Regions from separate parts of the Mus musculus genome. Here region 1 is linked to region 2. Evidence: chromatin loops called from intact Hi-C (ENCODE). Cell type or tissue: gastrocnemius. All regions are shown on one strand. Links, peaks and the distances in the headings refer to the core of each region. The heading gives the core; the rest is flanking DNA. Region 1 has its middle 39 kb from the start of Gm33276. Region 2 has its middle 11 kb from the start of Ntf3.

Region 1 (8,341 bases), core at 269-8,268, 230 kb before region 2:
GATTAAAAACTCAGTGTGAACTTTATAGTCATAGAGAACACCCATGTTTACTTCACCAGTGGGTGACACAGCTTGCTACCAGTACCTGGCCTACAATAAGGATTTCACAAATGACAGCCAATGAAAATACAATGGTTTCTTGACCAACTTCCAGGTTGGAGAACACTAGGACTTAGGAGCTAGTGTAACAGGTCCCTTGGGTAGCAGTAAACAAGGCCATGGAGACTCAAAAGGCAGCAGTCGGGTAAGCAGAATGCACAGCATAAACTTAAGGAGAAGGGGACAGACATTTACAAAAGACAGTGAAGCACCTTGACCTCTCAAGGAGACCTGGTGAGGATTCCCTGGGTGAGGAGCCACTTCTCCATACCCTGCTTTGGAATTGCAGAAGGTAGGTGCCATCTAGGTGATGGGGGAGGGCAAAAGACAGCTGAGCATAAGTCTTTTCAATGCCTAGTTTTAAGGTGAAGCTGGACTCTCCAAGGTTATTCTCTCAGGATAAGTGGCCTTCATTGAAGGGGAATCTGTTTTCCTTGGTTGAAGGTCTGCCTCAGCCACTGTATCCCTTCATTGACTAGAGCTTTAATTCCAACCTGCCTCCCAGAAGCAAGGAGGACTGGACTGGGCCACAGAAGGCCTCATTTTATCAGGTGATTTATAGTATCAAAGACACATACTGAGAAGAGATTTTAACTTGGAAACACTTAAACTATATTTTTCCCCAAGTTTTTTTAAAATTCTCTTCTCTCCTCCCTTGGCTTGAGACTGCAATAAAAGGCACGATTACCTGCAGTAAATACCATACTGGCTTTGTGCTCAGTGAGAGGGAGCCAGGAGAAGACGCATTAGGAGCCAAAATTGAGAAAGAGCATCTGAGAGAAGAGATGGCCACTATCTTGCCTTCCCCCTGTGGTATGATCTTTCTCATTTTTCACCTGGCATGCTCTCATTGGGTGGCCCAACCCCATCTCTTCTTTCTCGGCTCCCTTGTCTCTCTGCTCATCCTTTATTAGAAAAGAAAAGGATGCCCACTTAGGGTGCTGAGTACCACATCATGAGATTCTAATCTCGAGCATCCCAAGGCTGGGTATCTGTTTCATTCTCTAGAAACCCTGACAATGACACAATCCCTGTGCCCTGTGTAGTGTGGCATCTACTTAAGAGCAGGCTGGCTTCTCACTACCCCAGAGCTTTAACGATGATCAGGGGTGGGGGTTAAGGACTTCTCGGAGATGCAGTGCTATTTGATAGTTAATTATTTGGCACCCAGTCTCCCCACTCTGTGTCTTACAACTATAAAAGGTAACTGTCATGCTCTCCATTTTATTGATGATTTTGGTTAAAAAAAAGTTCATAAAATATATTCTATACTAAAACTAGAAAGTTTAACATGAAGTCCCACAGCTTATGATCTGAAACTTATTCTAGCTGTATAACAGTTCATTGAGCTTCATAACTTATGAGTCTGGTTAACTTTTGTGTGTAACTTTTAAAATAATAAACTTTGTAGAATGAAAACACACTGACAATGAGGAGACTGAAACTCATAGGAGTTTGTGAACTTGCATGCAACTCCCAACATCCGAGCGACAGTGCCAGGACCTCATTCAGGAGCCTTGGTTCTTGTTATGTCTGGGAGAATGGGTAGACCACAGTCTGGCGTCCACAGTGATCATCCAGTGATTCTTGACTCCCTAGGAAACTGCTGGACCCATAGCTGGGCTCCATTCTATTCCAGGAGTCAGTGGCACCAGTTTCTGTCTTCAACCAAGACCAAAGTTTCACTAAGACTCTGAATCCTCAATCCAGTGGAAAGTAGAACACAAGGAGTTTCTGAGAAGAACCCATGAAAGGGTGGAGAGGCGCTAAAAGCAGTAGCTGGGAACCCAGGAACAGAAGACAGGCATTAGTTGAGTAAGGGGCACAGATATGGGTATGGGACCTGTGCATATGTCATGGGCCTTAGTGACAGAGAACCGGGTTAAGGATGCTTCAGCCATCAGGAGGCAGGCCAGTCCTGCAAAAAGCCTATTTATGACAGAGTGGGTGGGATGCAGCTCCCTTCCTGGGATGTCTGTGAAGTATAAACAGAGCAGTTCTGGGAATCTAGCTGGAGGCAATGGAGAGAGAAATGTTCTCTTTCCAGACCCAAGAACAGATTGGAACAGAGGGCGGGATGGGCAAAGTTGGAAGTTATCCTTTGCACAGAATGAAGTTGCTCTGCATTCTTCTAATGGCAGCAGGTGCCCAGACGTGGCAGTAATAACTGGACAGGAATGTTTGTGTAAACAAAAGAAATATAAATAGACAGGAAAGAGTAAACCAAATATAACACCCCACCACTAAGTTCAAAGTCACTGTGAGATTGACAGACACTATTTTCAGAGGGGCGTGGAAGAGCAGGCAAGCACTATTTATAGACAAGGGATTGTATGTAAACTCTGACAGGCCATGACTGCTTTCTGCAGTGTGGTTCATGGTCCAGCTCCCGCTCGGATGGCCCATTGTTTTCTCATCCTCACAGGGAAGACAGCCAGAAAGAAGAAAGACCAAGGATGCTTGTCTTTTCCCATGCGCATGCCTGTACGTATACACTCTCCACACCAGCTCCTTTCTTCTCCATGGTCGCTGTATAACATGGCATTCTCCAAGGCTGACTTGACATGCCTTTCTAGATCCTAACACAGGTCCAGCTGGTGCTCCCTGCTCCTCCTCCTTAAGCACACATGGCACATCCCATAATTTCTTCTGCTGCTTTTCTGTTTCTGTAAGGGCTACCACCAGCCACGTGAGGATAAGGCTGCAGCTTATGTCTTCAAGCTAAGTAAGCACACAGTAGGAGAGCAGGGGAGGTTTGAATGGACAATGCCCCCCATCTGCTCATACACTCTGGTCATATGCTTTGGTCACAGTAACGTGAAAGACAACTGCAGTTTGCTTACTTTCTCACTGACCCAGAGGAAACCTGAGCTTGAATTGCACAGAGACGTTTTCTGTTTGACAACTAGGGTACCATGCTTGACTTCTTGCTCACAGGCTGACGGGTGGCTCTACTACTTACATTTGTTTGTACTTTCGAATTTTCTGACATCTTATAATAAAAGTGTCTATACTTATAATTTATACATTTTATCTACATTTCTTCTGCTTCCAAGTGACTCCTTGTTAAGAACAGCCCTAGCCATTTCCAGAATATGGACATTACATTTTTCTCCATCATGATATTTGCATCCATATTAACTTAGGAAGTCCCTGCTCTTTTGAGTCTTTTTGAGTCGTTTTCCTCCCCAGCTCCCCTTTGGATGTCTCCTAGCCAGAAGGGGGCAGCAGCCCCTTAGTATTTCCTTCCATTGGTTGGGAAATCCTTTGCAATACTCTGGAAAGAGATTGGAATAGTTATCTGGGATTTGCTGGGGAAGGAGAATGGGGGTCACATGACCAGCGTGCTAGAGAAGAATGTCTTCGGTGTGTCATTTGCTCACAGGTGCCTGACAATCTGGTCTCATTGGATGACATTAGAGAACTCAGGTCTTTGATATTTGAAGACCCACGCAAAGTTCTGGGGCCCTGAAAGCTGAGAGGTGCTAGATAGGATGCAAAGTGCATAAACAAAGGGCTGTCTGGGTAGGACATTGTTGCAATGCACCCCCTATTTTGTTGAGAACGGAATCTGAAAAAGATCCCTAGGGGAAAGGTGACATGCTGCTCAGTCAGGTTTTTTAGAGCTAGGATTGCCATTGAAGTTTGCCATCTGGGTCCATCAAGAGCTTCTCTGACCTCTCAGGGAATGGTGGTGGCAGATGAGGTATTAGAATTTAATTTCTATCCAAGACAAATCCCACAAGTCAAATTAGCGATCTGGTAGGTGCTGAGTCCATTGACTTCATTCCATCGAACAGCCATAGGAAAAGTGTGGGTGCTTCATGCAGGGACAGAAGCTGCCTGGTGTTCCAGGTCACATAGGAAGTGGGCAGAGAACAGAACTGGCTAGAGATCCCCAGGGTGTGGAGTGGGAGATAGAGTCCTATGAAATCCACCCCCTCCCCCACGTACACTTCCTTCTCTAATTCTACCTGGTTCAAATCTTTAATATGTAGGGTGACATTTTCCCCAAAAAACTATTAATAGAAATCAAAGCAGCAGGGAGATAGATGTATTTTTTCAAGGACAAACTCTGTTGTTCTTTTCCAAAGAAACAGAAGCTGAGAGACGTAAGGAGAAGGAAAGATGCACCCATATAAGTTGGCTGTGCTTTGGAGGTTGGTGTGGTCAGAATGGGTGGGTCACATTGTCCCATGTGACTGAACTGCCCTGTGGGTGACCCAAGTGAATTCCGTCACTTCAGCTCTGCTCTTGAAGAGGAAATGGAGACCAATTCAAGGAAATGCTGGAAATGGCCCTGGTCTAGTTCAGCCTGGGGTCAGCCTTGAAGCCTACTCTCCTTGAGTGGCACATTTTCAGTGCATGTTGGACAAGTAGGCAAAGCTGTTCATTTTGCTTTCTTCCTCTTCTGGGCCCCTTCAGGCTGGCGGCCTCTCTACGTGCTTGGGAAATCGAGCATTCTAAGGCCAGTCTGTGCTCCCAGATCTCCTCTTGATAAGCGTTTACCTCCTAGTGCTCTTCCGATCAGTCTTTGCTCTGCATTTCCTGGTCTTTGCGGTTTGTCAGCTTCTTCCCATTGCTTGAGCTTAGTTGGCGTGTGTTAGGGTGAATTATGAGAGCTAAAAGCTCCCAAACCTCTGGCATGCTGGAACAGTTCCCTGAATGTGGCTCTATTGCAAACTGCTGTCATCATAGTTTTTATCAAAAACATCTCTTGCCCCCAGGACACGACTGTTTTCAAAGCATTTCTGTCCAAAGTTGCTTGTGCAGATACTCAGGAGATTATTTCTTCCATCTCTGTCTAGTTCTCGGCGAAGGATTTTTTTAGCAGTGTTTTGGTGTGTACAAATCTCACTCTCTAGTGTGATTATGAAAACCGAAACCAAAGCTTTCACACTCTAAATTCTAGTCCCAGACCAATAAGCTGTGCAACCTCGATAAGCCACCGAATTTCACTCACTTCTAGTTGTACTTCTGGGACTTGAAAGGGGATGGATGTTTTTCTGCTGCTAGGAAGCTGAGAAATGATTTTACATAATCGTACGGACTGGATTGGTTGGAAGGCAGAGAAACAAGTGCTGGTCGGGTAGGCTGCCCATTGCCATATTGGCTGTGGATCTCTTTGCCTTTGCTTTAAATCTTCACCCACTAAAGGAATGAAGTACTGAAAAGCATTTGGAGTCTGCTAAGCTGGGGAATGAGATAACAGGGCAGGGCATACCACGGCTGGCCCTTAAGAGAGCAGCTGCTCTACAGAATATGCCGTGGGCCTTACCTGGCAACAGGGCCCCTGGCTGAGCCCCATGCCCAGCAAGGAGTCTGTAAATACCAGGGAAGTGAGTGGACAAGTGACTGTCTCCAGTTTGGGTCAGTGCCACTGAGAGGGCATCCAGGGTGCACAGGAGGAAGGGACCTGGGCAAGACGGAGACTGCTGTTGATGGGTGGTAGTCTGATAGACAATTTGACATGCCCCGTGCTTGAATCCTGCAGAAAAGCTTCCACTGTGGAATGCCTGCTCTGTTGGTAGGAGGGAAACACAGATCTAAGGAGGCAGCCAAAGGCCTGAAATGGGTGTAGCTTTCACGGGGTTATTTTAAAAGAGAATCCAACTCTTCTTTCAGAGGGAGCTGATTAACTGGAATTCTTCCTCCGCCACCTCTCCTGGATGCGCTTTGATTATGCTTTATGTCTTCCTCTCCCTTGAAATAGTGGCGTCTGTTTTGTTTTGCAGTTCAAGTGGAGCCAAATGGACATTGCTGGTTGTTGCAGATCTATGGATTTAGCACACTGAACATCAGCTCACTGTGACCAGAGTACAGCTCAGTTCTGTGACTCCACAACTCCCAAGCCACCCTACATAGCCAGTCTCTCTCCGGATCACCAGCCTCGAACACAATCAGTTTTCTAGCATCATGGTTTTATGACTCGGAACCTATGGTGTGAAGGAAGTTCAGTTTCTGTAGCTCAGCATACAAGTCTCTTGAGAGTTATCCAAGTTGTGCTTGTTGACTATTGTTATCTGTTATCATCGTTCCTTATCTTATCATTATTACCTTATTATTAGAGATGAGAAGCACTAGTCACATGATTTATCCACTGGCTTGATGAAGGCTTCCTGGGTAGCTTCCACTGTGACTGGAGCCATTGCATCTATGAAAACAAATTTTGTTTTCTCTCAGTTGAACGCTGAGGATTGAGACTTCAGAGTCATCCGATCAATACATACCGAATTCTGCAAAGAAGCTGCTAAGCTGGTCACCAGAGGAGCTGTGATATTTTGTGTTTCTGCTGGGAGGGGAGGGCATGTCTCACATCCTTATCAGGACATGACATTGTCAGTCCAGAAAATACTGAAGCCAGGTGTGGTGGTGCACACCTCTAATCCCAGCAGTCATGGGACAGAGGATCTCTGTGAGTTTGAGGCCAGACTGATCTACACAGTAAGTTCCAGAACAGCCAGGGCTGCATAGGGAGACCCTGTCTCAAACCAACCAACCAACCAACCAAACAAACAAACAAACAAACAAACAAACAAACAAACAATCAGAGAGTACTGAGCCACTACATCAGGGAGTGGTGACAGTTTATTGTGTTTAATATGAATTTCCTTTAATTAATAATGATGGTGGATGTCTCATCATATGTCTGCTTACTGGTCCACTTTGGGGAATCTGCCCCACTTCTAAGCTGATAGTTTCTCATTACTGAGTGTTGAGTGCTCTCGACAGAAGCCCTTGATTAGATTTTTTGCAAGTGGTTCCTTTTAATTTGTCTTATTTCTTTTTCAAGGTGTGGAAGTACACAGTGCTAAAGGTCAAATTCCCAATATTTGATTTTAGGGGGTCATGCTTTCAGTAGTTATCTGAGAGATCTATGCCTCTCCCCAGATCAAAACAATTTCTCTTATGCTTTCTTTTAGAATTTTTGTCATTATAAATGTTGACCTTAAAGCTCTGTGCAGCGCTTTGAGTTCACTGAGTTGTACTGAGTATGAGGTCTGGACCAGAGTTCCTCTCTTTGGGTATACAAATGCTATTGTCTCAGTATTGTTTGCTAAAAATACCATTCGCTTACAGTTGAATTGCATTGGTGCCTTGGCTAAAAATCCATGGACCATATTTGTGTAGGAGTGTTCCTAAACTTCCATTCCGTTTCATTGATCTATTTCTGTATGTTCCCATAAATATCTGTGTTGGTTACTATAGCTCTATAATAAGTCTGAGGTAAGAGGGGTGAATTCTCCCACTCAGTTCTTCTTGCACACATAGTTTTGTCTATTCTTATGGTATTATCTTTTCATATGAATTTCAGAATTAGCTTCTCAGTTTTTTAAAACATCTCCTGGCGTGTTGACCAGGGTTGACAGCTTTACTTGGTGGCCACGCCTCTTCACTTACTAAAGCCTTTGCTTTCTTCCCATCACCATTTTGGAACATGCACATTCCATACATGTGTGCTGGGCTCAGAGGTCATACATACGGTTAAAGCTATTGTAGATAAACACTTTTTTTTTAGATTTGTTTTCATTTTTTGGTGTTGTGGATCTAGAAGTGTAGTTGCTTTCTATGCTTTGAGATCATATCCCGACACTTTGAGAGTTCACTCAGCAGTTCAAAGAAGTTTTGTGTGGGTGTCTTATGATGAATCATTAGAATATAGCCAAACTGGAGTTATTGTCTTTCTTTTAACTTGAATAGCCTTTGTTACCCTAACTTGCATTACTGAACTAAGACTTCCAGTACATGTTAAGTAGGACTGATCAGACCAGACATTCTCTTCATATCTGATAAGAGAGAGGAAGTGTTCTGTCTTTCACCATTAGGTGTAATATGATTCACAGGGCTTGTATGGATGCCTTTATCAGCAGGGTGATTTCCTTTTCATTCTCAGTGCGCTGAGAGTTTATATCACCAATGGCTATTTAACTTTGTCAAGTGCTTCTTGGCATTAGTAGACAGCGTGCCTTGTGGGTTTTCCCCTTTCATTTTAACGTGAAGGATTTTACTGACAGCTCTGGAATATTGCATTCTTGGAATAAGCCCCACTTTGTCAGGTTAATTTTTCATTTCATGCTTGTGTTCTTTTTAAACTGCCTTTTTGGCTGCTCTATTCTCCATGACCTACCTAGAACACTGGCTCAAACCCGTCCCTTATCTTCATGGGTCTCAGTTTCTTCGGTTAGGCACACAGTCCGCTGAGCTTGATAGCAGAGTGTGGAGGCAGTGTGCAGTCTACAAG
Region 2 (8,341 bases), core at 72-8,071:
GGTGGGTAGGGGAGCGGCGGGGTGGGGGAGGGTATGGGGGACTTTTGGGATAGCCTTTGAAATGTAAATGAAGAAAATACCTAATAAAAAATTGGAAAAAAAATACTCAAATTGTTTAGAATTGATTATTTCCCTTTTATTCTAGATAATATTAATCTGTGTCTTACAGAGCTTTGCTAATGAGCTTTGCCAAGATGAAGTATATCTAGTATTAATTATATTATATTAGTCATTTTTGAAGATGTTTAACAAAATCATTTAAAAATTTTAACTTCTCTGTAATAACTTTGTTTTCTCTTATATTAATTTCAGTTTTATGCCATAATTTTATTACTTACTGCTTTTATTTAGTTGGTCCTTTGTCTTCTGACTTCTCAAGATAGTATTAGATTAAATTAAATTAAATTAATTTTAGCTCTAATTATTTCTTAATCATATTTGCCTTTATTTATTGCTTTGAGTCCCATACAACTGCTTACATTTTAAAAATATTTTTATTACATATTTTCCTCAATTACATTTCCAATGCTATCCCAAAAGCCCCCCATACCCCCCCCCCACTTCCCTACCCACCCATTCCCATTTTTTTGGCCCTGGCGTTCCCCTGTACTGGGGCATATACAGTTTGCGTGTCCAATGGGCCTCTCTTTCCAGTGATGGCCGACTAGGCCATCTTTTGATACATATATCTGCTTACATTTTAACAATTAGTTTAAATATTTAACTTATCTTGTGAGTCACACAAAAGTAAATGAATTAATATTCAATGTTTCTTCAGCATTTACTATAAAGTTGTCTCCCAAGAAAGTGTAACATATTATTTTAAACCATTGATACTTCTGACTCTTGTTTCGTGCTCCAACTTGTTATTGGTTTTAATTGCTTGCTACAGTATACTCAAAAGTAACTCTTGGATGCTGTGTTAGTCAGCTCCAGTGGCATGGCTAAAATCCCCCAACCCACCCCAAGCAAAACTACCCCTGCTTCTTAGATCCCAAGGAGCAACCAAAGCACTATTCCACTAAAGCTCACACCAGGGAACGGATGAGTTTGGAGGGCTTCCTTACAGAGACTAGATGAAGAGTCGCTTACAGGATGTGGATGCTTTACCCAGCAGGGATGAAGGATTCACCATAGCTGCATAGATGGAGTCCTGATTTGGGTCTTCCAGTCCTGTCTACTCTAGCTCCTCCCCCAGGCTGTGTGCAATTAAAGCAGAGTTGAAAGCAACTGGATGCTCAAGTGAAGATTCCCTGACCCTCTCTGATCCTCTGAGAGGAGGAGCACGCTATGAACAAGCTCATCTGGAATACTCTTTATCAAGGGGCACACAGTTGACTGCCCCAAGATGGCAGTCATGTAGCTCAGAGGACAGTCAGGCATGATTAGTGGCCATAATAACACACCATAAACTAGGTTACTTATAGCAGGAGTATATTTTTCCACATTTCCAGAGTTTAGAATTCCATGGTTAGATCCTAGCAAGGGTTCATCTCCTGGTTGCAAGTGGATGCCTTCCCCTTGTACAGTCATGTGGCATTGAGAGAGAAAGTGCTTCTTCCTGGGAACATCATCTAACCCTTCAAATGACTCCAGATGCTACACTGATGTTTGGGACTCCCTCATAGGAAGCTGAGCTAGAGCTGGCTCACTTCCGTTCCACACACAGCAGTTGCAGTAAGTAAAATGTGTTGCCAGTAAGCCGATTTGATTTGCCACATTGTGCAAATCTTTCATAACTTTATTGTGATTTTTTTTTGTTCATTTGATCTATGAATTTGGGGGAAATGCATATTAAAGTTTTATATACTATGATGGGTTTTGGTTGTTGTTTTGCTGGTTTGAAGTTATTTGGTTTTGTTGGTTCCTCTTTCTTCTTCCTGTCTGTGTTTTGTTCTCTGTGTTATATTCCCTGTCAATAAACATACAGTACGGGGTATATGAGTGTTTGGATTTTACGTCAATTAAACATTGTTCTACATTCTCCTTCCTTATTTCTAGTCTTGCTTGCCTATTGTGTCTGGTGTCTGTATAGGGCTATAGGGCCATCATCTTTCTTTGGATTGATGTCTTGATACTCTACAGTTTTTTATGCAGTTGCTGTATAGCACACTTTTGGTCAGTTATCTAGGTTCATTTATTTCATTGTATTCATATACATATTAACAAATGCATCAATAACTAATGAATGTGTTTGGATTGCCTCATCTGTCGTAGGCTCCCCTTCCTCTCTTTTATGGATTTCTTTGAACTTAATCCCCTGGGTTAGCGTATTAAACATTCCTCCTATTCGTGAACCTGTGGTTGTCATAGAGATAGCATTTAAACTCAATTTTTTAGGGCCCCTAATGGAGGAGCTAGAGAAGGTACCCAAGGAGCTAAAGAGGTCTGCAACCCTATAGGTAGAACAACAATATGAACTAACCACTACCCCCTGGAGCTCGTATCTCTAGCTGCATATGTAGCAGATGATGGCCTAGTCAGCCATCATTGGAAAGAGAGGCACCTTGGTCTTGCAAACTTTATATGCCTCAATACAGGTGAACGCCAGGGCCAAGAAGTGGGAATGGGTGGGTAGGGGAGGGGAGGGGGGGCTTTTGGGATAGCATTGGAAATGTAAATGAAGAAAATACCTAATAAATAAATAAATAAATAAATAAATAATTGGAACTGGGCGTGGTGGGTCACACCTTTAATCCCAGCACTTGGGAGGCAGAGGCAGGCAGATTTCTGAGTTCGAGGCCAGCCTGGTCTACAAAGTGAGTTCCAGAACAGCCAGGGCTATACAGAGAAACCCTGTCTCGAAAAAAAGAAAAAATAATAATTAATTGATCTTATTCTCTTTATACGAAGTAATTTTGGAAGCTAGGGTGTAGCTCAGTGGTAGAACTCTTACCTACCAAGGCCCTGGTTTCCATATCCAACAGTTGGCGAATAAATAACTTTGAAGAAACATTTTTTATAAATTACCCACAAAGCCCCAAAATAGGTTTATTAGAAACCTATTTATTATTTGAATATGATTATTTTCTCTTATTTAAAAGCAAATAAATATAATGCCAGATTTATATCACTTAGAAAAATGAATCCTTGATGGTTAAAGGTTTTATAGGTTTAGTTTGTAGATGTCTTGGATTGGATAATCATATCTTATGCTTATGTTGCTTGAAAATTATATATTTATTAAAATATTAATTTTAGAAAATGTTTATTTTATCTTATTTTGTTTGTATAAGGGTTTTGTCTTCAGTGTTTATGTGTACAGAGGCCACAAGAGTTCTCAGACATCCTCTGAAGCTTCAGTTCCGGTGGGCTTCCACATGGTGGGTGCTGTGAACCAGTCCTGGGAGCTCTGCAAGAGCAGCAAGTATCCCTAACCACTAAGCTTCTCTTCAGTGCCCTAAACTCCAATGTTTAGAGTCCAACGTGTCCAAGCATTTTATCCCTTCCCACAGAATGCATGAATGTCTCAGTCCTTCGCCCACTCACAGCTCGCTTGTCTTTTGTCTGCTTACAGCGATTTAAGTCTACAAGGCACAGCTCCATTGCTAATACACAGCCACATTCCCCTCATACTTAAGTCTTACATTGCTGTGTCACTTCGCTCCCGTCTCCATCTTTTCCATGAAATCATTTCCACCATGCCAGAGCAACTGCCATTAACATTCCATGACTGCACATTCTTCAACAAGGTACTCCTCAGATTTCAATAGTCCAAGGGAAACTTTATTTCAGCCATTTTGAAGAATATTTTTGTTCCTAGATAAAAGATTTGAGATTGCCATCTATTTTCTACTCTTATTTATGTGCCTTTGTTGCCTCGCCACCCCATCTTCTGACTGCAACAGAATAAAAGGTATGCTTTTATGACTTTTCTTTGATGACTTTTTCTTTCTATTTTTGTTTTCAATGGATTTGCTACAATTTGCCAGGGGGAAAGGTGCTTTTCTTTTTATTTATACACACTCAGTTTTGCTTAATTTCTTGGGTATGTCAATCGGTGTCTTCCATTCGCTTTCTAACACTGTGATGTGATCTCTTCTGATTCATATCTCCTTACCTGTAGGACGCCACTTATATGTGTGTTATGACTTTTTTCTTTAGGTCCTTGATGATTTAGACCCATTTCTTAATAATTCACAACTGAAGGATATAGAGTGCATAGATAGAATTGTACAAATCATTTAAAGCACACTGTTCTTTTTTTAAAACAATAAAAAAATTTCCTTTGTCTTTATGATGCAATCAGACTGAAGAAAATTCATCTTTGGATTGAGATGTTTAATACCTGAATTTCTCTCCTTTTAAAGGTGTTTCTGCTTTGTTTCCTTCCTGGCACTAAGCGGGCTTGCAATAGTCACTACTAAGAGGCACTGTTCCTTGGTGAATCTTAACTCCAATGTCCATCTCTGGAGCCTGCAAAGACTGTTGAAGCTCATATCAGTCATGTCTTCCCAGCCACCACTTACAAACCTGCCTGTGCCTCAGGGGGAAGTGCATCAAGGCTGAGCCTCTTTCTTCCTGCACTGTCCCCTTCCAGAGATCCTGTCCCTCACACCCACAATGCTCTGGCTGCTGTCCAGTTATTTCAAAATGCGCTCATTTTCATTCTGTTCTTCATTATGGGAATTTCAGATGTAAGGGAGAGGTAATATTATACTGAATGGTTATATCCGCAGACTAGATCCCACCATCTGAATTTACAATACTTGGCTTCTTTCGTGTCTCTCTATCTACTTATCCCTCTGTTCACCAATCCATCTTCATTCTTTGATGAATTTCAGAATAAATAAAGGACATCAGGACTTCTTTCTTAAAATACTTCTGCTTGCATTTAATTAAGTTGAATTCGATATTGTTTAATGGATATTTATCATTAGATACGTGTACATAAAATAAATGGCATATACCTTAGATGAACATTGAATGTTTTGACAAATGTGTACCCTGTAATCTAAGCTATTATTATTCCAGGAAATTCCTTAGTATCTCTTTCCAGTCAATTCTCACTCCTCCCACTGCAGAGGTAAGTGTATAGCAGATTCTTCCTGCTGGCTGCTCTAGAACTTTCTAAGAGCTGAATCAGAGGGCTGGAGAGATGGTTCAGAGGTTACGAGCATATCCTGTTTTCACAAGACTCAAGTTCAATTCCCAGTACTCACACCAGGCACCTCACATCCCCCTGTAAACTCTAGAGTTAGAAGATCTCACACCCTCTTCTGGTCTCCATGGATACCCGCACTTTCACACACATACACCCACACACAGGCGTACATACATGCACATCATTTTTTAAAACCTAGTTTTTAAAAAGTGTCGAATCAGATAAAATATTTTCTCCAAAGCATCTTTGACTGAGCATAACATCTTTGAAATCCACTCTTGCTATTCTGTGTATTTATAGTTTTCCCTCATTATTGCTGAGAATGGTTTCTCTACCTCAACAGCTTGCTGGCATTTCCTCCTCTTATGGATTTATAGCTTAATTTTATATTCTTTCTTTGACTTGATTGGGACATGATCTGTGCCCAGCACACAGCTTGTTGTGATAAACAGACCACACATCCTTGAACAGAATGCATATCTTGAACAAATCAGTGTGGTGTTCCACAGATGGCAATGGGGTCAGAGTTGCATAGAGGACCATCTTTCTCTTTACTGACATTTTTAAAATGTTCTCATTTCCTAAAGAGGACTGTTGATATCTCAGGTATGACTGAGAATTTTCCTTTTCTTCATCATCTGTAACTTGTTCCCACTTCATGACCCAACTATGGCTTGCTCTTAAACTAGAAACCTAAAACCCTTAACCACAAAACAAAGATGAAAGATAATTTCACCCTGTACCCAGCTTCTTTTGTACAGTCCAGTTACCGTCACCCTCAAGTCCTGGGACATAGTTTTTAAATGTTGGAAATTTGGTCTTCCAGAGTTTCCTCAGCCAAGCCATAAATGGAGCCTTCAAATGACTTTTAAAGTATTTTCCCAGCTTTTAAAGATATTCTTGAAGGAAAGCTCTACATATTACAAATTAGCCTACGTAGCCAGAAGTCAAGTTTCCCAATAAAAGTACTTTAGGGAAGTTTTATATCTCTAGAAATAGATTTGATGGATTAATACAATGTAAATATCACTATTAAATTTAAAAGTGTTTATCCAGGCACAGCCCAAAATAATTTTACATTATATCAGTGACAGACTTGGAGAAGGTACCCACATGTATTCAAGGCACCAGATCTCTAGCATGTGATTCTCACACTAAGAAGGGATCTTGACTGATCAGCTACCCAACCAACCTTGAACCCCTTACACAGTCTTACTTCAAGGCAGTTTTATGCCCAAGATCACCTCAGAGTCACAGAGAACAACTCAATAGCTATGGAGGCAGTGAGTGGTTCTGTTTAGGGGAATTCTGTGTTTCTGAGACATCACCTTGGACTTCACTTGATGTCAGCTCCCTAAAGCTCCCAGCTATCCACACTAGCCCTCTCCTGGAGATCTTGTAGATCTGCCAGCTTTTGTTAGCAATTGAAATTAAATTTCTTACCAAATATTGCTTTATTAAATTGAACCATTTGGTCACTTTTTAATGTACAGAGAAGAAGAGGAGGAAGCAAAAGAGGAAATGGTGAACAGTTTTTAGATGGGAGCCTTGTAAGGTCATCTATAACAACCATCAACAATTAGACAGAGATTATCTAAGGGGAGAGAGTCCCACTTTTCCAGTTGTCATTACCCATGGCCAACAAGAATCTGAACATCTTAGATGGAAAATTCCAGAAATATAAAGCTCGTGAATTTAAAATGGCTTTCACAACAGTACGCTGCTGTAATTGTTCTGTTTTGTTATTGGTTGTTAGTCTTACTGTATTGTATTTACATGTTAAATCTTGTCTTAGTCATATGCATAGAAAACAACACACACACTTTGAGGCTTCAGGCATCCATTAAAATCTCTAAGAATGAGGAAAGATCACTGTAAAGTGCTATCTTCAGAAAGAGCCAACCTCATGTCACCATCACTAAGACAAAACTATTGCTTTAACCTCCTTTCGATTAAAACCCTTCCAGTTCTCACTTTAACTTTGCCTTCTACATGCTTTCTTTCAAGTTTGGCCAGTCATCAAAAGGGAAAAATGTAAAGGAAATGAAATATTAAAATAGATTGAAATAAGTAAAGAGAGGCAAAAAGAAATGATAGGAAATCGAGAGTGGTGGACAGAAGGTACCCTGGAGGAAATAATCACATGTCTCTTGGGGTTGAACAGGCAGAAAAACGAGCATGCTGGGAATCAGGAGTGTGGGTACCACACACTCACTGATGAGTCTGATTTTCTGTGTGTTCTCAGGCAAGTCCCTTCACTTCCCTGTATCACAATGACTCCTTCTGTGAAGTGAAGGACTTGACTAGGAAACTCTCAGACACCTTCCAGCTCCAAAAGAATGCAAGCCATTCATGTGCTGGTTCCACATGGCAGCCAGTCTCTGTTTTCCAACTTGAGATAAGGGGTGTGGACCAGTGTGTCATCTTGTGATCCCTTGCCAGGTCTGATTCCATTGTCATTAACCACAGACTCCCTGCTAACTCTGGGCAAAACTCACTGCTTTTGATTTATTAACAGCTATGTGTAGAAGGCTGTACATTTCCAATCTGCTGCTCGCCTCTCTGGTTTGCTTTCTTTTAAAGGTGTCTCTGGGTTCAGATGGGTGGTTGAACATGGGTGAAGAGACGACTATTGTAATTTGAAAAGTAATTCTCTCCATGTCAAAGGCTGTGATTTCTAGGTTTTGGGACTTGTTTTTGCAAGCTACCTATGGGAGACCTCTTAAGGCGTGGGGAGAACCAAGAGGAGCCTCTCATCCGTTATTGGAGGCAGAGAAGAGGATTCGATAAAGAGACAGCATGCAAATCGTGTGCTTTGTGGTTATTATCTGAAAGCAGCTCCAGATTTTGAAGCTTGCCCACAGGCAGGCTTCAAAGGTGACATCCAAGTCTGTTTCTGTGCTAAATGGACAGACATTTGTATGAGTGACCAGTTGCTACTGGGTGGAATTCAAATAAAACACACGTAGGTAGCTAACCATCCACTATCTACAGGTTCAGGTTCAGATCCCATAATTTCTGGGTAGGCATTCACCTATGAGTTATTACAATCTCGGGGCTCGACCACTTTCTCCCTCCATGTCTTGATTCTGCAAATGCAAGGAGTTTTGATTTAAACGTCTTTTCAACCATTGGAGCAAAGCCAATGGTCTAACCCCTTAGATAAATTTCTTAGAACCCTGGCACCAAAGGCTTTGTCTAGCAGGTCTGTGATAGCTCTCTTACCTAAGCTGTCAT

The links. Peaks named below come from ENCODE experiments on the same cell type or tissue, not always from the same donor. Only the 100,000 strongest peaks of a DNase experiment are listed, where the experiment ranks them.
Region 1: it touches region 2 in a loop (2.4-fold over the local background); 6 of 42 quality-filtered maps call a loop at or near these places.

What each region holds. Positions count from the first base shown.
Region 1 is chr6:126,400,926-126,409,266 of GRCm38, reverse strand. No RefSeq gene overlaps it. Among named protein-coding and RNA genes, the nearest start is that of Gm33276, 39 kb to the right of the region's middle. In gastrocnemius, for the core only: a CTCF peak has its summit at 3,311 (motif pointing right); DNase peaks (open chromatin) are centred at 3,335 and 5,456; H3K4me3 peaks cover 955 bases; H3K27ac peaks cover 2,174 bases.
Region 2 is chr6:126,171,451-126,179,791 of GRCm38, reverse strand. No RefSeq gene overlaps it. Among named protein-coding and RNA genes, the nearest start is that of Ntf3, 11 kb to the right of the region's middle. In gastrocnemius, for the core only: no CTCF peak of the experiment used is centred there; no DNase peak of the experiment used is centred there.